Linked DNA regions of Homo sapiens: regions 1 and 3 are each linked to region 2. The links are chromatin loops, found by intact Hi-C in ENCODE. Cell type or tissue: heart left ventricle. All regions are shown on one strand. Each heading gives the region's core, and the rest is flanking DNA. Links, peaks and the distances in the headings are about the cores only.

Region 1 (7,924 bases), core at 1,549-6,548, 93 kb before region 2:
TATAATAAGGGCACAATAAATGTTTTTGATTGGTAGTTCTTTTATCTTTTCCCCTTAGCAAAACTTCCTTTATCTGGTAGCTCTCCCTCTTCTAGTACTATGCAGGACATTTGCAGCCTCTTGATATAAATTTCCCTGAAGCCTATAACTGTGGGCCCCCATACATATTCAGTGGAGGAGTACCTTGGGAGGTAATTCCTTAAGTCGCTGTTGCTGTGGAAGGAATTCAGTATGTAAGTAGCACTGAATTCCAACGTTCAGGCCCTCTTACCGTAAAGATCTAGAGCAGAGTTTTCCTCACTGTGGGTCACAGTCTATTAGTAGGTCATGAAGTCAATGTGATGGGTCTCTTCCGGCTTTGTCATATTTAAAAAGTGATAAGGTAAGGTAGTGTAGGGTAAAGTAGAATGCAATAGAATGCGGTAGAAAATGAAATCCAGAGGGTATGTGCATGGTTAGGGTCAAGTATCGTATGGCAGTTACTGAGCTGTCATCTTTCAGCTTCAAACCTACCCTCTGTCCTCTGCTTTGTGTTGGTGGGGCTAGAATTGTGCAAACCACATTTCTCCTCTGTCATCTGGGTGGAGAGGCTGGGGCAGCACAGCAGGACCAGAGGAAGAGCACAAGGCTGGAGGAGAGGGAAGCAACTTGCTCCTTCCTGACAGCCTGCTATGCTTGGCAGCATCACTCCTGCCACAGACTTTTAGCCTGGTGGCAGTTTTACTTGTCTCCAGCTTCTTATTGTATCTCAACCAGCCTCATCGCATCTCTTCTCCCTCCTCCCCAAAGCATTACCTGCAGCAGCAGCCAGACAGTGTCCCTCTTCAGGAGCCTGTGCCCCAGCTTCAACAGGCCTTTCCTACAAACCCCAACCTCCTCTCCTCCCTTTGATCTCCAGCCCTTCAGGCGGGAGCTGCTTCTTGCAGTTATAACCTATGTATTACTCCAGTGTTCCTTTTTTAATTTTTCAGTCCTTGAACATCTGTCTAATCAATTCCCTGTGCTAAATTCTTGCTCTTAAAATACCTACTTAAAGTTTCTTTTTTCCTGACTGAACCCTGACTAATATGGATTGTTAAGTAAGATGTACTTCCTGCCATAAGTGTCCATCAAAAGGGTTTAAGAAACACTGCTTTAGAGGATTGGGAGTTCTTAAATAGCCAGATGACCTGAGATGCAGCTAAGGGGCCAGTCCTAACATGTAGAGGTACTCTGGATTTCAGGTCCATGAAAAGCAAAGATCCTGTTCCACTATAGCAGTTGTCACTGTTGGACCCCAGTCACAGCCTGACCTGTAGGGATCACTAGCGGTGAGCCTGCAGTTGTCCATCAGAGTATGGCCTGAACCCATATGGAATCTGTCCTCTCTCAGATATGCAGAAATTCAGCTTCTTTACTTGTTACAGTTTTACTCGTTATTAGCAAGTGAGAGGAAGCAGAAAGTTAATGATGAAGAAAGCCGGGAACTACTACCAGAGACCTCATACAGTGAAATGGAACTTGACTGAGTGGAAGAGAAGGATTTAAAAGGTGGATTTTCAAGGTGTCAATTTTCTCTCTCTGATGCTGCCTTTTCTCTCATGTAATCCAAAGAGCTAGTAGACAAGAGGAGGAAATGAAGAACCTTATACTAATACCTAATACCTATGTTTTTGCCTTATCCAGTCAAAATGAGGCTTTTGCTCTATTTTATTCGTGAACTTACTATACTTATGCCTCAGTCTCCCATTAGAAGTGAAACTCACTTAATCACATATTCCTAATAAAAAGAACTGCTCCACATTTCAGGAACTCAAAATATTTCTTATGTATGCCAAGATAAACACAAAACCTCTTGGCAGCGATCTATGAGGATTCTCCTTGCTTGTGATTTTGCATTTCTTTATGCTAATTCAGAAATATGAACAGAAAACCCAGGACTTGAGGCTGTTAAGTGGATTTGTAACACTTGGAGTGTTGTGGGCACATAACTCAATGAATGGATATATAGTCATCTGTGATAGCTGGAGGAATAGTATTTTCATTGAGCACTGCAGTAAGTCATTGCAGATACTCTGCTAGATACTAAGACATTAGCAACACTTTTTTCACCTAACTGTTTTAGGACCTTGCATTTGGTAGAAGAATACATAACTCAAAGTGAATTACTCAGGCAAATGTTGGCAAGAGTTACTTCGTTTGTGCCATGCAGAGAATCTTCTAGTGAATTGAAAAGCATGTCATCCTCTGATTTACCCACTGAAGCATGTTACAATGTAGGTGGCATGTCACAGAGGAAGAGCAGCTTGTGATCAGGTTTTCTATTCATAGAAGACAGCGTTGTGCCAGGCAACCCCAACCACAGAACATTTCAAGTATGAATGAAAAAGGAGCAGTACAGCTGGGATCCCGTTTCCCCTTCTAAGGAGATGCAAGCCCTCTCCAGGGCCCCTCCCATGTCTGAAATCCTTTCTTTTCCTATTTTTCTTAAGTCTGTTCTACTTCCACTATAGAGAATTGAGAGTGATGAGTTTTGGAGGAAAATTCCATTTCCTTTCTTCCCTCCTGTTTCTCATGCATTTGAGGTCATCTTTGTGATTTATGTGCATAAATGATACAAAATCATAAACGTTGGCTTACATGAATCGTTCCTAAATGGTTAACTATTCAAGCAAACTGTTCATCATCTGATTCTCCCTGATATTCTCTCCTTATGTTCGCTGGTCTGCCTCACTCCTTTCTCAAGTCTCACCTCAATTTTCACATTTCCAAAAAAATCATCACTGACAATAAAGGATTCTAACAGCACTTACTCAACCTCATCTTGATCCCTTTTTCCCAAATTACTGGTTACCTGTTCTTACTGTCTGAAAGTGAAGTTAAGATGAAATAAAGTAAGTATGGCAATTACATAAGATTTGGAAGAACCATATGTTTCTTCCTTCTCGATCTGTTCCAGGATTTACACCTTCATGACAGAAAAGCATTTTAGTTTTTTTTAATTTAAAACACAAAAAAGAATTATAGAGAGTTGCATAACAAAAAAGAAACCCTGGTACTCACCACATCCTGATTTTGATGTTATTTTTGGATTCATGTTCTTTTACTATTATTACATATCTGTATATTACAGGCATTACATAATATCATTTTGCATATTTTCAAGCTTTCTATAAATGTTGTTATACTATGCTTTCTTGAGGTTGCCTTTTTTTATTCAACAATATATTTCTGAGATTTATACATTAATAGATTTAGTTCACTCATTTTAATTGCCGTAACCATATAATACCATTCATCTGTTTCCTTTGATGACTAGTTTATTTCTATCCTTCACTAATACCAAAGGTTGTACAATAAACATTCTTGAATATTTCCATGTACGTATGTGTGAAAGGTTTTGGAGAGTTTATCCAAGAAGTAGAATGATAGATAGCAAAGGGTTCATCTTCAGTTTTCCTAGATTTCATCAATGTTCCCTAAAGTAACTGTATTCATGTACTGTCAGAACAGCAATGTAAGAGAATTCCCACTTCATCATATCTTGGAATTATCTGACATTTCTATTTTTGCTGCTCTGATGAGTGTGAATGTATGAAAGCGTATTTGGGTTTGATGTAGGTGTCACTGTATGAGGGTTGTCAAGTCAGGAATGTAAGGCTGAAGCTAAGGAAGCAGAGGAAGTCAAATATAAATTAGGCTGCATGTTGGTTATCTATTGCTGCATAACAAATTACCACAAACTTGCTCAAAACAATGCATATTTACTTCACAGTTTCTGTGGGTCAGGAATCCAGTCACAGCTTAGTGACTTCTCTGCTCTAGGATGTCTCATGAGGCTGCAGTCAAGGTTGTCATCCAGGGCTGGGATCTCTTTTGAAGGCTTGACATGGGAAGGATCTGCTTCCAGGCTCTCATGGTGGTTGCCAGAATTCAGTTCCTTGCAGGTTGTTGGACTGAGGGCCTCAGTTACTGTCCTGTTACTGTCCTGTGCTCTGATGTTCTCTATCCTATTTCATTTACATTTAATTCATGAACTACTAGTAGGTGTAGCAAACACAGCCTGCAGGATGCAGTGCAGAGTACATGGTGACCTGGCCTGCTCTCTCTTCCTTGTTTTCTGCCTCCTTATGCTCCCAGACCTCTGTGCCTACACATGTCCTCCTTCTGCCTATACCCACCTTCCCCTACTGTACCTGTCACCTTCCCAGCTCCTCTTTGCCCCTCAAGAATCAGCTCAGGCATTGCCTCTGGAACCCATTGCCTGACCCCAGTCTTCTTTCCATGTGCCCCATAGAACCCTGTGCCCCCACCATCACAGCACTTACTCTGAATTGAATCATCTGTTCACTTCTCTGTTTTCCCACTAGACAAGTTCCTTAAGAATGGGGAGTAGGTCTCTACAGTTTCGTATCCCCAGCCCTAGCATAGTGCCTGACATAAAGTCAAAACCTAATAGATGTTTCTTATATGAACAAATGAATGAATGTCATAGAGATTAAGAATAGAGAAAGAAGTTCCTGATAACATTTATTGAAGATCTATTATACATAGAGCACTGTGCTGGAGAGAATTATGAAAAAAATAGTGGAACTTGACAGTGCTAAATGAAAAAAAATAGGTATAAAATGACCTGTACTTATAAATGAGGATTCTTTATATCTGCAACTAAGTACCATCAGATGTCTCACTGACAGTGGATTGAATGATGAAAGTGAGATTTAAAGAACCCATTTCTTTCATCTTTTTTCTTTTTTTTTTTTTTTTTTTTTTTTGAGACAGAGTCTCACTCTGTCGCCCAGGCTGGAGTGCAGTGGCGCGATCTCGGCTCACTGCAACCTCCGCCTCCCGGGTTCACGCCATTCTCCTGCCTCAGCCTCCTGAGTAGCTGGGACTACAGGCGCCTGCCACCATGCCCTGCTAATTTTTTTGTATTTTTAATAGAGATGGGGTTTCACCGTATTAGCCAGGATGGTCTCGATCTCCTGACCTTGTGATCCGCCCGCCTCAGACTCCCAAAGCGCTGGGATTACAGACGTGAGCCACCGCGCCCGGCCTTTTTTTCTTAACTGATTCCCTATTTTCATCTCTTACGAGAGAAACCTCAGGCATTGCTCTTCTAACCCAGGTCTGCTCTCAAACAGAGAGACCCAGTGTTGAGCAAAAGAAAAGGGCTGTTCAAGTGATTTTTAATCAAGTACCCCACATGACTAATTCAGGTCCTCCAAAATAGTCCCAGGGAGCCAAAATGAGGTAATATGACATGTTGTGGACTTGAAGGGTGGTTAAGGACACATACAGCCACTGCTTCAGATGCCGCTGTGAGGCAGAAAATTCAGGAATGCAGTAGAGGAGGGGAATGTGAACCCAGAATGCACTCAGTGTCTCTCCTTCAGACGCTTTTTTGACCCTCGGAAGCCTGGTCTGCTCAGGTCAATTCTGCAACCCTGGATGTTGAATTAGTGAATAAACAAACTAGGTCAAAAACAAATGCAGACTATATTAAAAAGAATAAGATATGTTCTCCTTGTTTTGGGCTTAATTTAAAATCCTAAGAGCAGGATAACAGCATCATAAATAACATGACCTCTCTCAAACTACTGCCTTCTCCTACTAGTTATAATAATAGCAACAGCTTATATTTGTATCTATTTTTATAGTCTGTGAGACGCTTTATCTTTTTTCAGCTTATTTGAGCTCAGAGCAGCCTTGTAAAATAGGTACAAGTATTATACCCATTTTGTAGGTGAGGAAACTGAGGTTCACAGAGGTTAAACAACTGTGGATCACACAGCAACTGACTAGGACTGTTTGGGATTCTAAGGTATAATAGTGCCAATTTGTTGAAAGGGAATAGCAACAAAAAAACTTGGACTCTAACCCCAAGTCTGCCAGCTATTAAGGTGTATGATCTTGGACATGTCGTTTACCTTTTTTTTTTAAAAAAAAAAAAAAGACAGGGTCTCACTCTGTCACCCAGTTTGGAGCGCAGTGGTACGATCATAGCTCACTGCATCCTTGAACTCCTGGGCTCAAGCGATCCTTCTGCCTCAGCCTCTTGAATAGCTGGGACTACATAGATGTGTGCCAACCACACCTGGCTAATTTTTTAAATTTATTGTAGAGACGGGTCTTGCTGTGTTGCCCAGACTGGTCTTGAACTCCTAGGCTCAAGGGATCCTCCCAAAGTGCTGGGATTACAGGCATGAGCCACCAGGTTTGGCCCCATTCAACCTTCTGACCTTCATTTACTCACTTATAAAAAATGTACATAATCGGCCGGGCGCGGTAGCTCACGCCTGTAATCCCAGCACTTTGGGAGGCCGAGGCGGGCGGATCACAAGGTCAGGAGATTAAGACCATCCTGGCTAATATGGTGAAACACTGTCTCTACTAAAAGTACAAAAAAATTAGCTGGGTGTGGTGGCACATGCCTGTAGTCCCAGCTACTCGGGAGGCTGAGGCAGGAGAATCACTTGAACCCAGGAGGTGGAGGTTGTAGTGAGCCGAGATCGGGCCACTGCATTCCAGCCTGGTGACAGGGCAAGACTCCATCTCAAAAAAAAAAAAAAATGTACATAATCATACCTTCCCTCTCTGCCTCACAGGGTGCCTATGAGGACAAAAAAGGTGGTATATGTGAAAGTGCTTCATAACTGAGCTGGTAATCCATAGATGTCTGGTATTAGCAATGTTTTCTAATAAAATAATAAGAGTAATACTCGTTATAACCTCTTTGCTTTGACAGTGCCTTTCATTGCAGCCATTCAGTAATTTTGCAGCTTATTATCACCTGTATAACACCCCTGTTGCTACCATGTCTAAAGGTGCACAAGCAGCCAGCCAGTGAGGGAAGGGGAAGGTCTTTCTTCTCAGCATGTCTTTAGAGCAGTGATTCTCTAAGTTGTAGCACACTGGAATCCCCTGGGGAGCTTCACACATGCAGGTGTCTAGGTCCCACCCTGGCCAATTAAAATTTAATCTGGTGGGGAGGAACTGGGCACCAGTATTTTTTTAAAGTTTCCCAAGTGATTCTAATATGCAGCCAAGGTTGGCAACCACTGCTCTTTGGACTATTTGTACATCTCAGTGGCTGCTGAAAGTGATCACAGTTTTAAAAGAACACAGCTTGTGGTTCTGGAAAAATCCATCTGCTTTTTCCAGAAATGTAGTACGTAAGTCAAATAGGTCTGAGGTCACTTGGGAGAGAAATCCAAGAGTTGGACTGAGAGCTCAAACCACAAAGATTCTAAATGCCACCATCACTTAGATAGCTGCCCTTTTTCCTGAACTGCCACTGTTGACAGATAAGATGGTGCACACAGCGAGAATCTGAGCAGCACAGAGCCCCCCATCCCCATCACTGTTCCTCCACTAAGCTCCCCTTGAAAACATTCCACAGGACTTCCTATTCACGGTGATTAGAAAAGTGAATACCTCCTATTTTAAAAGAAAAAAATCTCAGAGGATAAGCACGTAGCCGACGAGTGGCCAATTCTGTAATTTTCCCCATGGATAATAAGGAAATAATCATACATTATTTAATAATGTATTTTTCCATTGAATTCCAATGTGTCTACAAATTATACATGTTTTATATGATGTTTCACTTTAGGGTTAAGCCAAATAAGCATACATTTATTTTATAAATATAAATATATTATCTATTAAAATAGTTTCTAGTAAAAACATAGGTTTAGCTATTTGACTCAAATTTCTTAAAGAAGCCATAGTTAGAAGAAAATATCCACTAGAGTATACTAGACTTTATGTCTTCGCAGGAGAAGTAACACTTCCTCATCTGTTTACCTCTCAACTCCCTTCTCCAACTAGAAATGAAGACACAAGATAATAAAAGGATTTGACTTTTCAGTATCCCTTTCGAACTGGGCACCACCCAGAAGAAAGATTCTGTTAACTACTCCCTTTAGAAATTATCTCAAGG
Region 2 (7,924 bases), core at 1,034-6,033:
CGTGAGAGGGTACAGACGAATCAACTAGTAAAAAATCAAGAAAGTCAGTGGCACCTTGTCCATATATGAAAGGTAGCACTTGTACTATGAAATTATATGGATTTTAAAGGAAGAGTCATGCCAGAGGAGTCTCAATTTTAAAGCTATTTAAATAAAGCTGTGTCAAGCAGAGAAACGACAGATATTACCATTCAAAATTCCAGAAAGCACACTTTGCCAAAACTCCAGGTTACTAAAGATGAAATTGATATTATCTTTCTAAAGACAGAAATCCCAGGGAAAATGAACAAACACACCAAAAATAAAAAAATTTTTTTAAGCCTGCTTCTTTTATGCCTGTTGCCTGTCTGTAGCTGTCCAGGCTTGTTTAACATTTAAATGCTGTTTTAAAAAAAAAAAAAAAAAAGCCAAATCAGGTTTCATAAACTGATCTGTGTGGCTTCTAAAACAATAACCCTTCAGTTTAAGAGTTTGCAGCTTGGATCCTGATCTTAAATTCTGCCACTCTAAATTATTATAATCTAGGCCAGGCGCGGTGGCTCATGCCTGTAATCCCAGCACTTTGAGAGGCTGAGATGGGCGGATCACAAAGTTAGGAGTTCGAGACCAGCCTGACCAACATGGTGAAACCCCATTTCTACTAAAAATAGGAAAATTAACCGGGCATAGTGGTGCATACCTGTAATCCTAGCTACTCAGGAGGCTGAGGCAGGAGAATCGCTTGAACCTGGGAGGTGGAGGTTGCAGTGAGCCGAGATCACACCACTGTACTCTAGCCTGGGCAACAGAGCAAGACTCCATCTCAAAAAATAAATAAATAAATAAATAAATAAATAAATAAATAAATAAAATCTTTAAAATGTAAGGGAAGGGACAGAACCTTGTCCTTAGCTTTCTCTGGGCTCTCTTGTTTGGTTGAAGTAAGACTCTATTTAATACCTTCAGAATTTGCTCTTGCCTTGAAGCAATAGACAAGTGTGTGCTGCTCTGTTCTATATATGGGAACAGTGAGTACAAATAGAAGGTTGAAGGTTTGCTTTGAAGCTCAATGTTTCCAGTGCAAAGCCTCTCCCAAACACTGGAGCAGCAGGGACATGCAGCGTGACAGCTCCCGGCTTCTAACAGCTAACATATTAATTCTAAGTAGTGTTGGACTGAAGGTCAGGAATCTGATTTTGACCTTAGCACTAATGGGAATCCTGTGGGAATCCTGAGAGTGGCTGAATAAGTGCTGTAATATCACTAATAATTAATAATGATGATAATGTCCCAGGTTTCTTATTTTAGTGCTTTTTAGCCCCCGAAGGCTTCAAATCACTTTGCAGACCAATTGTTTCACCCACTGTTGACCTGTAACCGACTCAGCCATGGAATATTGCCCTGTTGTCAAGAACACAGCCACATTTAGCTTGTTTAAGCATGAACTGAAGAAAGATACCCACTGAAAATTAAAGTGTAAATTTTAGGTAGGCAGGTTATAATTATCCACTTGAAATCAAGCCAAGAAATGGAGCTTAAAACCCTTTCTTTTGTGAAAAGCACCCAGGCAACTTTCTGGACTGTATACAGACATCGGCTTTTCATCTCCTCTAACTCAGGGTTTCTCATTCTCAGGACTGTTGGCATCTTGGGCTGAATGATTTTCCACTGTGCTGGTGGAGGGGGCTGTCCTGTGCATGGTAGGATGTTTACAGCATCCCTGGCCCCTACCCACTAGATGCCAGTAACACACACACATACACTCTCTCCCAGTGTGACAACTGAAAATGTCTCCTGACATTGCCAAATGTCTCCTGGGCGGGGCGGGGGGCAAAGTCACCGCCAGTCAAGAACTGCTGTTCTAATTCCATATGTTTTCAAAGCTGGGGTATAGGTATTAGAAGCAGCTGCCTCACCAAACCTTTTATTTCTCCAAGTTGCTTGAAAGATTCCTGGTGAAAGAGGGACATTTATCTGCCTACAGCCTTGGGCAGTCAGAGAAACTATGGTTTAGGGCTGAAATTAGCTCCTCCTTCACAAAAAAAAAAAAAAGAAAAGAAAAGAAAAGAAAAAAGCGATAACACAATTCCAGACTATCAAACACCACCAATCCTCCAAAAGTCTCTCTTCCTGACATATAACTTCCCACAAGTGGCTGCTTGAGGTTGTAACAGAATAGCACTGTGACAGCTTCAGGATCCCTGATGCCCACCTCTCAGACTTCACGGGGTCAGAGTTCCTCGCCCTTCTGGAATCTACAGCCTCTGTCAAACAGCAGATAGGTGGCTTGGATTGAAATGCCTAGAGACACCGTGATCATTCCAGCTACCACCAAATCTGACCATGATCTGTCACCAGCAGCTTCTTACTCACCCCCATTACACCCACAAACCCTCCAGGAACCTCAGCTCCAGAAGCTACCCTCACCGCCTGGCCCAGGCTGGTGCCTCCGGACACCTTCCACACCCAAGGGAGGTGGCTTGTGAACATTTTCCACCACAGCCCATTATAAGAAACATATTCTACATCACGAGCCCCCTGTCGTTCACGCATACAAAAACACATTTTTATTTTGAACTAATTTTAGACTTGCAGAAAAGTTGCAACAATAGTCCAAGAAATTTTTATATATCCCTCATCCAGCTTCCCCTACTATTAACAACTTGTGTAACCATAGTACAATTGTCATATTCAGGAAATCAACATCGGCATGATACTATCAACCAAACTGAAGACACCAGCTTTCCACTGATACCCCTTTTCAGTTCCAGGGTCCTATTCAGGACCCTGCATTGCATTCAGCTGCCTGTCTCTTTAGTCTCCTGTAGTCTGTGACTTTTTCCTCAGTCTTTCCTTGACTTTCATGACCTTGACAGTTTTGAAGAGGTGTTTTGTCGAGTGTCCCCCAATTTTGGTTTGTATGATGTTTTTTCATGATTGGACTGAGGTTATGCATTTTTTTTATTAAGAACGTCACAGAGATGATATTGTGCACCCGCCCCCCGCAATATATATCTTAAACAGAAGTTTCTGGAAACTACCTTTGCTATGTGAGATACACTCTGGCATTTTCTTTTTTTGTTGTTTTTATTTTTTTTTTTTTAGATAGGGTCTCACTCTGTCACCCAGGATGGAGTGCAGTGGTGCACTCTTGGCTCACTGCAACCTCCACCTCCCGGGTTCAAGTGATTCTCCTACCTCAGCCTCCTGAGTAGCTGGGACTATAGGCAGAAGCCACCATATCCAGCTAATTTTTGTAATTTTAGTAGAGACAGGGTTTTGCCATGTTGCCCAGGCTGGTCTCGAACTCTTGACCTCAAGCAATCTGCCCACCTCAGCCTCCCAAAGTGCTGGGATTACAGGCGTGAGCCGCCACACCAGGCCATATATATTATATATTATATATATATATATATAATATATATATAAAATATATATATATATATTACAGAAGGCCAGGCGCGGTGGCTCACGCCTGTAATCCCAGCACTTTGGGAGTCCGAGGCGGGTGGATCACGAGGTGGATCACGGGTGGCCAGAGAACAAGCTGGCCAGCCTAAGGGAACATAAAAGAAATCGAATGAGGCTTTGCTCTCTCTATTTTAGTGACCGCTGACTGCGGAGCAACGCTCTTGTGTTCTGCGGGCCCAGCAGCTCCGGGAACGGTCAGCGTCGGGGGCCAGCCTGGCGGGACATTTGGGGTCCCCCATACGTGGACCTATGCCTGTTGTAAGATGTTTGGAAGAGCGTCGAAAGATGAGATCATGTTGTGTCCTTGGAAGCTGAATGAAGAACCGGCTTGCAAAGGAGAAGCGCGTGCAGTCCCGGCGCGGCCCGCTCTGCTCAGTTCTCCAGGGCGGGCCTTGGCCTGGACTGCGTGTCGGGAGGACTCGCGGGCCCCGCATTGCCGCATGCCACCGGCAGGTGTCTCTTTCCTGGCTTGGGAACCTATTGTGAGTTCACCAAATGGAGGCGCGAGGAGGAGGGGGCGGGCAGGGGAGGGGCGCCGAGAGCCGGAGCGGGCACCGCCCCCTGCCTGCCCGCTCCCCGAGCGCACCGCGGCCCAGCCACGAGGCTGCCGGTCCTCACCTTTGAAACGCCGGCAGCTGCGCGCGCTGCGGCAGGCGCGGAGAGGAGCCACCTCGTCACGTGGGGAGGAAATGCCTTGCCGGCCTCCAAACCTACTGGCTCTTGTTTCTGGGGTTTTATGGCCAGGAGAGTGGGCTCAGCTCTCAAACCCAAGATCAAAGGACAGTGCAGGACCCATCACCCTGGGAAGTTTTCTCCCTTTCCCGTCTTTCTCCTTCTCACCTTCTCAGAAAGCGTAGCGAAAGGGGCCTGCCACCCTACTGGCTTTTCCTTTTAGGGAAATTCCATTTCCTAACGTGTCCTGTTTTGAAAGAGGCCAATTTATTGGGTAATGACGGCAGCCTGCTAGGCAGAAGTCAGGCCAGGAGCAGTCGCTTTTATTATTTTATTCAACGAATGCCTACTGATCATCTCCCGGGTGCCAGGCGCTGTCGTGGGGGTTCAGTAGTGACCAAGGACTCAGACCCTGCCTTGGCTACCCACATCACCGAAGAAATGAGTTATCAGGCGACAAGGTGACTCCTGGGGCTCAGTACTTGAAAATCCAAGACACAAGAGCGGGAAATCCTCTCTCATACCAAGAGTGCACACTTTGCCTCTGGTTAGAACAGGGGTAATGCCAGGTTTGCATTTCTTTGGACCTTTTCACTTCATTTAATAGTAACACTTGAAAACTCTTTACTGAGCGCTTACTCTGGGACTGGGACTCTGCTAGATGCAGGGAATACCGTGGAGGACAAAATTCCTTCCTGTCCTTAAGGAGCTTGCAGCCCAGCAAGGGTAGTGAGCCTGTAAACACATAAACAAGCAGAACCTAGTGTTAGGTGTCTTGACTCCACCGATTGTAGGGCACAAAAAGAACCAGGATACAGGCCCTGCGGATAGCATTGGGGTATGGGATCAGACCCAAAGCCCCATGATGCAGAGTCACATAGGAAAGCCACTATCTGGTGCTCCTGCCCTGGGAAGAACATCAGTTGTCCTCTCTCTTGGGACGAATAGAGGCATCCCAAATCGTGATCTTGGATCTGCTGTGCCTTCACTGATCCTATTCCCCTACAAATTCATTTCCCGGGAAGTTCCTAGGAACTGGTGTCAAACATCCTCATACTTTCCTTCCTTTCTCATGAAACTGTTCTAGTATCTGGCTGATATCCCCGTGTCTACCTTTACGTAGCTCAGTTTTTGTTGGGTTTTTGTTGCTGTTGTTGTTGTTTGCTTGTTTTTAATGTGCCAACATTATGTTTGGGCTTTTTTGCTTGCTTTTTGAAATAAATTTTTACAATTCAGAATTCCAGGAAAGACTTTCTTTTCTCACTTACTAGGTTAACAGAACGCTAGCCATGTGGTTCTAACCTCTGGGGATTTTAGGCAGCGAAAATCTCATCACATAGCCAGAGAAATAATCACAAATTCCCACGACACACTTCCAGGCGGTATCACAGCTCCTGGCCTGCTTGAGATCTGTGGGAGTGAGTCAGTGCTGGAGATCTGAGCTGGAAGCTGCCTGGAGTCCTTCTGCACTGATATTTTGTCCCTTTTCCTCTAAGTCAAAAACACAAAGTCCTCTACAAACATTTTTTCATTAGTTTGTTTGTCTGTTTTGCTTTCTAAAAACACCAGACCCCTGTTCAGTTTCCTCTGAGATCTGTGTTAGTATTAAACATTTAGTGCTATTTAAAAAAAAAAAAAAAAGGGCTGGGCGTGGTGACTCACCCCTGTAATCCCAGCACTTTAGGAGGCCGAGGTGGGTGGATTGCCTGAGTTCAGGAGTTCTCGACCAGGCTGGGCAACACAGTGAAGCCCCATTTCTACTAAAACACAACAAATTAGCCAGGCATGGTGGCGCATGCCTATAGTCCCAGCTACTCGGGAGGCTGAGGCAGGAGAAGTGCTTGAACCCGGGAAGCAGAGGTTGCAGTGAGCTGAGATTGCGCCACTGGACTCCAGCCTGGGTGACAGCGAGACTCCGACTCAAAGAAAGAGAGAGGAAGGAAGGAAGGAAGGAAGGAAGGAAGGAAGGAAGGAAGGAAGGAAAGGGAGAAAGAAAACTTTGGCCTCATTGAAAAAGCATAGCAGAATCTTGTTTATTCTTTTGTCTGTCTGTCCATACCAAGGTGTGACTGACTACCTAAATTGCCCTAGTAGTTACAATGGGATAATTCATTTCCTTTCTCAGCTATTGAGTGCTAAAATCATTCTCCTTGGAACAGATGCAATGTCTTATCTAGAAAAATACCCAGAAAGCAACATTTATGACTATTTATAAGGGTGATGAGCACATTGGTTATGTAGATTTAAAAAAATGAGGTACATCCTAATCATTCTTAAGATGCCCTCACAGTGATACATACTTCTCATGAAACCAAAATCTTCCTCCTCCAAATCTCACATAGTCCAAACCGTGCTTCAGAAAATGGGCATGGTTTCTATAAATCGAATCCATGGTCACATTTAAAACACTGAAGGTGTGTTCACATAGGAAAATTACTTCAGCAGACCAAATTTTAAAAATACTTTTTAATAAGAAAGAGGTGGCCTAACCTGTGACAACCTCATAAAATTTTGGAATAGGAAACAGTCTTAAGTATCATCTCATTCAAAAACCAAACGGTATCCCTGACAAGTGGTTTTCTCAAATCCGTGGAAATACAACCAGTGGCAGGGACACCCCAAGTGACCCACCCTTTCCAACTCTTAGAAATGTTTTTTTTCCACAAAGCCTGAGATTCTCAAATCTTTTTTCCTTGAGCACTCACTCATCATTCTGTCCTGGCCATGTGGGAAAAACCTCTTCCACAAAGTAGCTCCTCCACGTGTTTGAATGCAGCTCTTAGAGGCTTTTCTTTTGTAGGTTTGCAGTACGGACTCATTTTATTCCTTAAGTCCATTAAAAATTGCTTATTGTGGCTGGGCACAGTGGCTCATGCCTGTAATCTCAGCACTTAGGGAGGCCGAGGCAGGTGGATCACTTGAGGTCAGGAGTTCAAGACCAGCCTAGCCAACATGATGAAACCCACCTCTATGAAAAATACAAAAATTAGCTGAACGTGTTGGTGCACGCCTGTAATCCCAGCTACTCGGGAGGCTGAGGCAGGAGAATCACTTGAACCCAAGAGGCAGAGGTTGCAGTGAGCCAGGGTCGCACCACTGCACTCCAGCCTGGGTGACAGAACAAGACACTGTCTCAAAAAAAAAAAAAAAAAAAAAATCCTTGTTGAGGGCTGGGTGCCATGGCTCATGCCTGTAATCTGTAATCCTAGCACTTTGGGAAGCCGAGGCAGGCAAATCGATTGAGCTCAGGAGTTCTAGACTAGCTTGGGCAACATAGTGAAACCCTGTCTCTACAAAAAATACAAAAAAATTGGCTGGGTGTGGTGGCACATGCCTGTAGTCCCAGCTACTTGCGGGGCTGAGGTGGGAGAATTGCTTGAGCCCAGGAGGTCGAGGCTGCAGTGAGGCGAGATCGCACCACTGCACTCCAACCTGGGTGACAAAGTGAGACCCTATTTCAAAAACAAAAAACAAACAAACAAACAAAAACTGCTTATTGTGTACCTAGGATGGCTGAATGATGGAAAAGGAAAACAAAGCCACAGCCCTCCTGGAACATATATTCTATTGAGGAAGACAGAAAATAAACAGTTAAATAGGTACATTTATAATATAATGTAGGTAGTGATACATATATAGAAAGAAAGGCAGGGTAAAGAAACTGGGAATGAGAGTGTTTCTTTAGGTTGGGAGGTAAGAGAGGTCCTATTAAGGACATAACATTTGGACAAGGACCTGACTTTCAGAAAAATCTCCTGAACTGAGGGGATGAGCCATGTCAATATCTGGGGAGAGAAAAAAA
Region 3 (7,924 bases), core at 1,881-6,880, 170 kb after region 2:
GGGGAGATCACTTGAGGTCAGGAGTTTGAGACCAACCAGGCCAACATGGTGAAACCCCATCTCTATTAAAAATAAAAATTAGTTGGGCATGGTGGTGTGCATCTGTAATCCCAGTTACTCAGGAGGCTGAGGCAGAAGAATCGCTTGAACCCAGGAAGTGGAGGTTGTAGTGAATGCCACTGCACTCCAGCCTGGGTGACAGAGCTAGACTCCTTCATCCTAGGACACAGCCAAGTCTTACGTAGCAAAAAGAAGTTGTTAAAGGTCTGTAGTTCTGCATTAAGCAACACAGGCATGTACCTATGAATTATATGATTATAAAAGTGCTCGGACAGGCCCATTTCAAACTTGGCCTCTTTCCACCAACTGTGTACTGTTTCTCATTCCATAACTAGAGATTATGTCTTTATATCCTGTCAAAAAAGTGAATTTTTGTGGGCTAAGACATTATCCCTGTGTTAAATGCACCAGTCTTAGTGTAAACAAGCCTAGTTCCTTTTTCATTTTGGCTGTCTAGTATGCATTTGTATATGCTAGGCAGTGTACTAGGCACCTTAAATACATTACCTTGTTTAACCTCTACAGGATTCTGGGAGGTAGGCATTATCCCCATTTTATAGATGAGAACACTGAGAAGACAATGTTCATAAGTGCGTCACTTGTCTGAGATGACATATTTACTAAGTAGCAGAACCAGGCCTCGAGCTACTCAGTCTGATTTCCAAAGCCCCTGCTCTTAATCACATCAACTTCTTTCCTATATCACCTTTCCCAGAGTGCGCTCTCATGGATAAAGAGCAGAAGTATAAGTTACTAGGCAGCAGAAAACTGTAGAGGTGGGAAGATTAGATAAAAAATGTAAATAAGAAGGCTTTAAGACACCAAAATCAAATGTAAATACTTTATAACCTGAATCAGTGCTTGTGTTCATGAGGCTAGAGGTCGTGCATTTTATCTCTAGGTCTGGTGATGCCAATCCTGATCTACAGCCAGCAGCAACAGTTCCCTAGCCTGCCTAGAAGTTTGTAAATGCATGGGCTTTGGTAGGAGGAAGACGAGAGAAAGCAGAACAGATTATTACAAACCCAGTGCATTCCCCCTTGATGGGTCAACAGCGATTTCTTTGTAAGTGAAGGACAGCACACTGGTTTTGATGACTCACGAGAGAGTAGGAGGGAAAAAGAAGTCTGAGGCATTGCCTGGAAGCCTCGCTCTGCTTAAACAAGTACACTAATGGCTCATGCCTGTTACTCCCAGCACTTTGGAAGGCCAAGATGGGTGGATCACTTGAGGCCAGGAGTTTAAGCCCAGCCTGGTCAACATAGCGAGACCTTTTCTCTATTAAAAATAAAGAAGAAAGAAAGTAATAATGATTCAAGTTCTCATTCTCTACAAAATTCACTTATGACTTTCCAAATGCTAGTGAAAACTTTTAGGTATTGCAAAACTGCCTTAATGCATAACGGGATTCTCATTTTACTTAGTCTAAGATGACTTTTTCACTTTGAACTTCTGCATCTTTATGATCGCTTAGCTTTCTGACAAGCAATTTCAGTAAGTGTTTATCAATTTGCATCCACACGCTGACACATAGGGGTCTACTTACATATCCTTCATGTAATTGAGCTTTTGTAAATCATCTTTCTACATGGTACACTTCTGATTTTGTGTGCAGCTTTCTTGTTTAAGCACTGTATTAAATGCTCTGCTTCCTACACCCTTAGGAACAATGAGAATAAAAGCGTAATGTTGGTTACTTCTTCATATCAAAGGAAGTTCATCTCCTGGTTATTAAAAGCTATTATTAAATGGCCATCTTTTTGTGCCCCTGTGTTAAGCACTCTACCAAGATACCATTAAATAGATAAGGGCCACACTCCATAGAGATGATGGTTCTATATTCTGTATTTTCTGGGGGAGTTCTAATTTCATGCAATTCCTTCTTCTTAAATAAAGGCAATTCTCTAAATATATTACCTAATGTGCTTTCACTTTCATATTCTTGTAAGATTTTTCACATAAATCAATTCTCAAAAAATAGTATCATAGGCCTTTTAAAAATAGTCATGTTCAAAAGTCAGGCTCATGAATAAATGTGTGCATTCATTACATATATTTTCATAAATTCAAATTTAAAAGAATAAGAGTAGCTAGAAGGTGGAAGAAAAATCTTATTCTGATTAGGAATGCACAATCACAAGAAAATTTGTGATATATATAGTCATTTTATTCTGTATTGTTTTATTTTGATTTTGGTAAGACAAGAAACAATGTAGAAAGTTTGACAACTTAAAAAAGTAATATGAGTGTGAGAAAGTCCTCTTCCAGGATTAGCAAAAAAATGGTTTTTTTTTTTTTTTTTTCCGAGATGGAGTCTCGCTCTCTCGCCCAGGCTGGAGTGCAGTGGCGCAATCTTGGCTCACTGCAACCTCCGCCTCCCGGGTTCAGGTGATTCTCTTGCCTCAGCCTCCCAAGTAGCTGGGACTACAGGCATGTGCCACCATGCCCGGCTAATTTTTTTTATTTTTAGTAGAGACGGGGTTTCACCATGCTGGCCAGGCTGGTCTTGAACTCCTGACCTTGTGATCTGCCCGCCTTAGCCTCCCAAAGTGCTGGGATTACAGGCGTGAGCCACCGTACCCAGCCTAAATGGCCAAGTTTTATTATGGACAATTAAGCTGTAGAATAAAAATCTACTTTTAATAGCTGGCATAGTGCCTAGTGGTTTTGAAGCCACAAGCAGGTTTACAAAAAACATTTAAATCCATCTGAATCTACAGAAAACTAAGATTACCTAAGCAGAAAATGAAAATAGTTCAGGATTAAGGAAGATTAACAAATGAAGAGTATATGTATTTTAGAAGTATTACTTTATATTTTTATAGTATAATAATAATATTTACGTTCCTACACTTATAATGAGTTTCGTATATATATTAAAATAATTTAATGGATTAGTATGTTTATATTTGCTTTTAGTAAATTTGGTGTATGATAAACTCAGTTGTCTACATTGTGAGACTACACCTGAGGCAATTTCTGTGTTGATATATACCTGAATAGCAGATATTACTTGGGAGCAAATAAAATAGCTTCAGGCCTAATTTTGCAAGTTCATGATGGGAGAGTAAGCATGACTTCAAAGAACTGACTTTGAGTTAAAACTTGAAGAATGAATGTGACAACAGCAAGTATAAAACAATGCCAGGCAGAGGTGGGACTGTTCATGGGTATCAGGGTAAGTGTGTTGATAAATGCTCAAAGTAGGAAATACCTTTCTTCCCCCACACATGTCAGAAAATAACTGCAATAGAATGCAACGACATCTCAGAGATAAAGTGTTCAACTTAGCTCTCAGAGACCGTTCAGTTACATTTTGTAATGACATTGGAATTGATTGCATTTTGAAGGCAATTCTAAATGCAAAGTCTTCATTTTGTTGATAGAAGCTGGGTTATTTATTATGAAATTTCAAAAATTAAGTAAAATATCTAATTAGGATTATACCAGCAAAGGCAAATTTAGAATTCAAGACTTCATGATCCATGGTAAGATTATTTTAATGCAACTCTGCTAATTAACTGAAATTTCCTTTAACTCTCACATCTGCCTTTTACTTCTTAAGACATTTTTCTAGTATTTCACCAGAGCAAGATATCAGAAGGGTAAATCTCTTACCAATGAACTTTGCTAATTCTTAGTGACTCCGTTGACCCTGGTGTAAGGATCAGGAACAAAGTGAATGAAATACATTTTAATACATTTCTGCTTTCTCTAATTCCAAAGACCACTCTAAAGAATAAGTTATTTGTGGGTATTATCTGAAACTTGGGATTAAAAGAGACCGTGATTACCCTTCAGGGATTTTGGCAAAACTTAAGCCATTTCATCTGAAGAGCAAAGCAAGCCTCCCACACTCTTGGCTTATTCTCACAATTATCTAGATATCTAGCAACAAAACTCTTGAGTAGTTTGTTAACTACAGATGCCAAGGGCTGACAGTTTCACTTTCAGTTTTCAGAATATCTTTTGTTTCAGTGGTGTAAGCACACCATCAGAATCTCTACTATTTAAAATAATTAAGTTATAATTGTAACTTCCATTAGATGTAGTACTTAAAGGAATCTAGAAGACACAACTCATTAATTATAGGAATTTGACTGCAAATTCTTCTGGGGGGTCTGAATTGCAAAGGAGGCATCTTTGTAAGTCAGACTCAACTCATTACTCTGTGATGCAGGCTCCTCCAAATGGCAGCAGAAACGTATTACTCTCTAGAAACACTACAGTAGTGCTACAATTTCAGGGTTCTGTAGAGATAAGGACAAATTGACAGAAACACATTCTTAGAAGGACAGTATCATTTAAAATAAAAATACTGTCATAATTGTACACCAGGATAGCTTCTCCATAATAAATTCTTTATGATTTTCTGATTTTTAGAAATCAGAATTGAACTTTTTAATGTGAAAAAAATGAGAGAATTGTTTCAAAATAGGACCACATTTCTGTGTATAATTTTAAAAGTTTAAAAATATTTGATTAGTAGACTGATAAACTGAAACATTTTTGATAAGCTTTTCATTACATACAAACCATATAATTTGTAAAAAATTGGAAATTATTCAAAACTTCACATAACTAAAGTGACCAAATAAATACTGGAGAGGAAAGAAAAGGAGTCAAATGAATCTAGCATTTTCTTTTTTTTTTTTTTTTTGGAGAAAGGGTCTCACTGTGCCACCCAGGTGGGAGTGCAATGGCACGATCATGGCTCACTGCAGCCTCAACTTTATGGGCTTAGGTGATCCTCCCACCTCGGCCTCCCAAGTAGCAGGGACTACAGGCATGCGCCAACACGTCCAGCTAATTTTTTTGGTATTTTTTGCAGAGACGAGGTTTCACCAGGTTGCCGTGGCTGATCTGGAACTCCTGGTCTCAAGTGATCTACCCAACTCAGCCTCCCAAAGTGCTGGGATTACAGGCGTGAGCCACCGCACCCGGCCTAATCTAGCATTTTCTAAAAGGAAGGACCCAGCAGTGAACGGCAATATCAATAATCATGTTCAAGACTATCAGACATGCAAGCTGGGGATGAATGGGTGGAAGGGGAAAATGATGAATAAATGATGAACACAAGTATAGACCCAGTGGATTTGAGATGCCCAAGATGCCAGTGAGATATTCAAAGTTTAACTCAAAAGCCACTTCCCATATGAAATCCTGACAAACACTCCTACGTCCAACTGGAATTAATTTCTCTTCTGGGCTCCCACAGCACTCTGTATTTTTCTAATAGCATAACACTATTTTGTTTGTAGATATTTCTCTGATAGCATTACTATCTTTCCTCTTTATCACAACTGTTTGAAGTTCTTTTGCCTCTTGCATCCACTGTTGCCCAATCCCACTGCTGGAAGGCTCATCTTATTAAGTTCTGTATTCCTAGTGCTAACACACTGTCTACCATAGATGATGTTCAATAAATGGTTGCTAAATGAATTCTCTTGTGATAATAGCACTATGGCAACATAATCGACGGTAAAAATTTCTTCTCAATGTTTACTTTTAGCAGAATGCATTCATTTATCAACTTTCATTGAGAATATGCTAATTTCCATGACCCTGCTAGGAAATAGGAAAATAAAGATGAATGTAATAAGGTGCTCATTCTACTGAAAGTCTTGACTAGTGGAGAATTATGGATCCAACTTTTCATGAAATGCCTTCAGTGGTAAGAATTCTCATATTTGGAATAAAAAATGTTATGGGTTGTGCCAAGATACCTACATACTTCATAATTTTGTAGAGGGCTGTCCTTACTGCAGAAATGTATACTACTATAGTCATATGTGGAAATTCTTTTTATGATGCTAACTGCATGCTAACCAGACTTTTTAATTTAATACTTGCATTAAATAAACCATGCTAGGAATCCAGGAATCTAGCTTGGTTTATTTTCCATACAATGTACTCTTTGTAATATGCATATACTACATAAAAATTCTATTAATGGCCTCGTACTAAAGATGTGTCTGTTGGGGAATCAGTTATTCTGTATAATTTTATCTTAATTGATATATTAAAATCTACCAAAAATATAAACTCCGAGTAAAAGTATCTGCATGGTGTGCATATGTTTATTATTTTAAGTGTCAGCGTATACATTTTCATGCCATAAAGTTATAAAATGAAAAAATAGTAGCCTTTTATATTAAGTTCATGCTTATGTAGTTAGTAAAAACAAGAAAGCAATTAACATACAAACCATGATGGTGGTTAAACTTGCTTCAGTTTGTGTTTTTTAAAATTTGAAAGTGAGAAATACAGCTCGAAGTCAGCTCATATTTTCAGTAAGTACTGATGAGGATGTACTGGCCCTATTGACTACGCTGACCCCATTAAAATATTTGTGAGTCTAAAGGTTCATATGACGCTGTTCCTTCACTCTAGCAACAGGCCATACATGTCTTACATAGGGACTCTGTTCAATTCATTAATACCTCCTGAAGTGCTCAACATCGTGGTTCATTTATAGTAGATACTCAATACATACTCCATTAACTGAATTCTAAGATAAACTGTCTGTTACTGACAGAAATTTTCACTTAAGGGAGTCTCCGTGGCTGAAGGCAATTTTGAAATCCTGTAAAAGAACCCACTCCTCTCCCCAAGTAATGAAGTTTGTCAGTTTCAAGCCTGTAATAAGGTACTGACTTAAAATTAATTTTCTAATAATACAGTACTGCTATGTATCTAATGTGGGGTTAGTCAATGATAGGAAAAAAACATAAGACAGAGTCACATTTAAAAATGTGTGCTTAGGTGCATGGTGACACCTGCCTGTAGTCCAGCTATTCCAGGGGCTGAGGCAGGAAGATCCCTTGAGCTCACGAGTTTGAGGCTGCAGTAAGCCACTGCACTCAGCCTGGGCAACAGAGTGAGACCCTGTCTCTAAAAAAAATTCGTTTTAAGTGTGCTCAGGACATAACAGGAGCCGCTGGTAACATGCCATTTCCACTGTGAATATGGTAAGGACAGAATCCCTGTCTCTAGGCCCTCTTCCACTAGTCAATCTCATCATCACCATCAAGGCCAACATTGGTATTCTCTCCTCTGAGACAAAGTCTTTGACATTTTCTATACTATACTATGTCTTCCTCTCCCCAAATGCATATACAAATAAAATTTGAATGCTTCTTTCTCCATTTAGTGTAATTTTTTTTATAACATAGACCCAATTTTCAAACCCCACAATGGTGGATTTTATTTGATGTATTGTAAAAAGCGCTGGATTGAAGTCAAATGGCTTGGGAGACCTAAATTCTACTCCTGCCTGTACCATGAAAGAGACAAATCCCAAGGCTTTGCAGGGCTTCAGCTTCCTTGTTTGTAGAATAAAGAATTATAAAATCATCTCTTTTGGTCCTACTGGGCAATAAAAAGCTATGATTCTAAGCCTGTTCCCTTTTCTCACCTAAGAATACAAATTTGATACAAAGAGGCCGCAGAATGTGTCAAACACTCCCTGTTGCCTGGAATTCTCTCTTCCTTTGGGTTCAGGGATAAAGGTATGTTATTTCTTAAGTCTCCCTTTGCTTTCTTCTGCTTGCCTCGTAAATATTTTTCCATCTTGGCAGTCCTACATGTCTTCTCACTCTACATGTTTTCCCTAGGTGATGTGACCCAGCCTGTGGCTTCCACTGCCATCCACACACGTCGCTGCCTCTCTCCACATCAGCATCGCAACTATCTCCTGGAAGCTTTCCAAGTGCTGAACTACAGTAACCTCAACCGAACTGCTGTTCATTCACCCCACAGGCTTGCCCCTCCTCTGCATCTTTGTGAGAACCTGAGAGTCATCCTAAACTCCTCCTTCCACCTCACTCCCCACATCAAATCGATTACCAACTTGTGCTGATTT

The links. Hi-C counts contacts between places; a loop is a spot of excess contacts. Peaks named below come from ENCODE experiments on the same cell type or tissue, not always from the same donor. Only the 100,000 strongest peaks of a DNase experiment are listed, where the experiment ranks them.
Region 1: it touches region 2 in a loop (1.9-fold over the local background); 28 of 110 quality-filtered maps call a loop at or near these places.
Region 3: a loop joins it to region 2, with 6 times the contacts of the local background. A loop is called at or near these places in 17 of 110 quality-filtered maps.

What each region holds. Positions count from the first base shown.
Region 1 is chr13:30,311,209-30,319,132 of GRCh38, forward strand. LINC00427 (long intergenic non-protein coding RNA 427) reads right to left here. Exons shown (of 2, transcript NR_186618.1): 2 at 5,162-5,426. It overlaps LOC124903145 (a long non-coding RNA gene), which reads left to right and starts at 6,535. Exons shown (of 2, transcript XR_007063742.1): 1 at 6,535-7,923. In heart left ventricle, for the core only: no CTCF peak of the experiment used is centred there; no DNase peak of the experiment used is centred there; H3K27ac peaks cover 2,822 bases.
Region 2 is chr13:30,404,562-30,412,485 of GRCh38, forward strand. No RefSeq gene overlaps it. Among named protein-coding and RNA genes, the nearest start is that of LINC01058, 14 kb to the right of the region's middle. RefSeq lists a silencer at 3,939-4,078. In heart left ventricle, for the core only: CTCF peaks have their summits at 3,905 and 4,112; DNase peaks (open chromatin) are centred at 3,535 and 3,900; H3K4me3 peaks cover 927 bases; H3K27ac peaks cover 1,096 bases.
Region 3 is chr13:30,568,948-30,576,871 of GRCh38, forward strand. It overlaps a transcript of HMGB1 not described here. Among named protein-coding and RNA genes, the nearest start is that of USPL1, 45 kb to the right of the region's middle. RefSeq lists a silencer at 945-1,239. In heart left ventricle, for the core only: a CTCF peak has its summit at 4,242; no DNase peak of the experiment used is centred there; H3K4me3 peaks cover 1,056 bases; H3K27ac peaks cover 679 bases.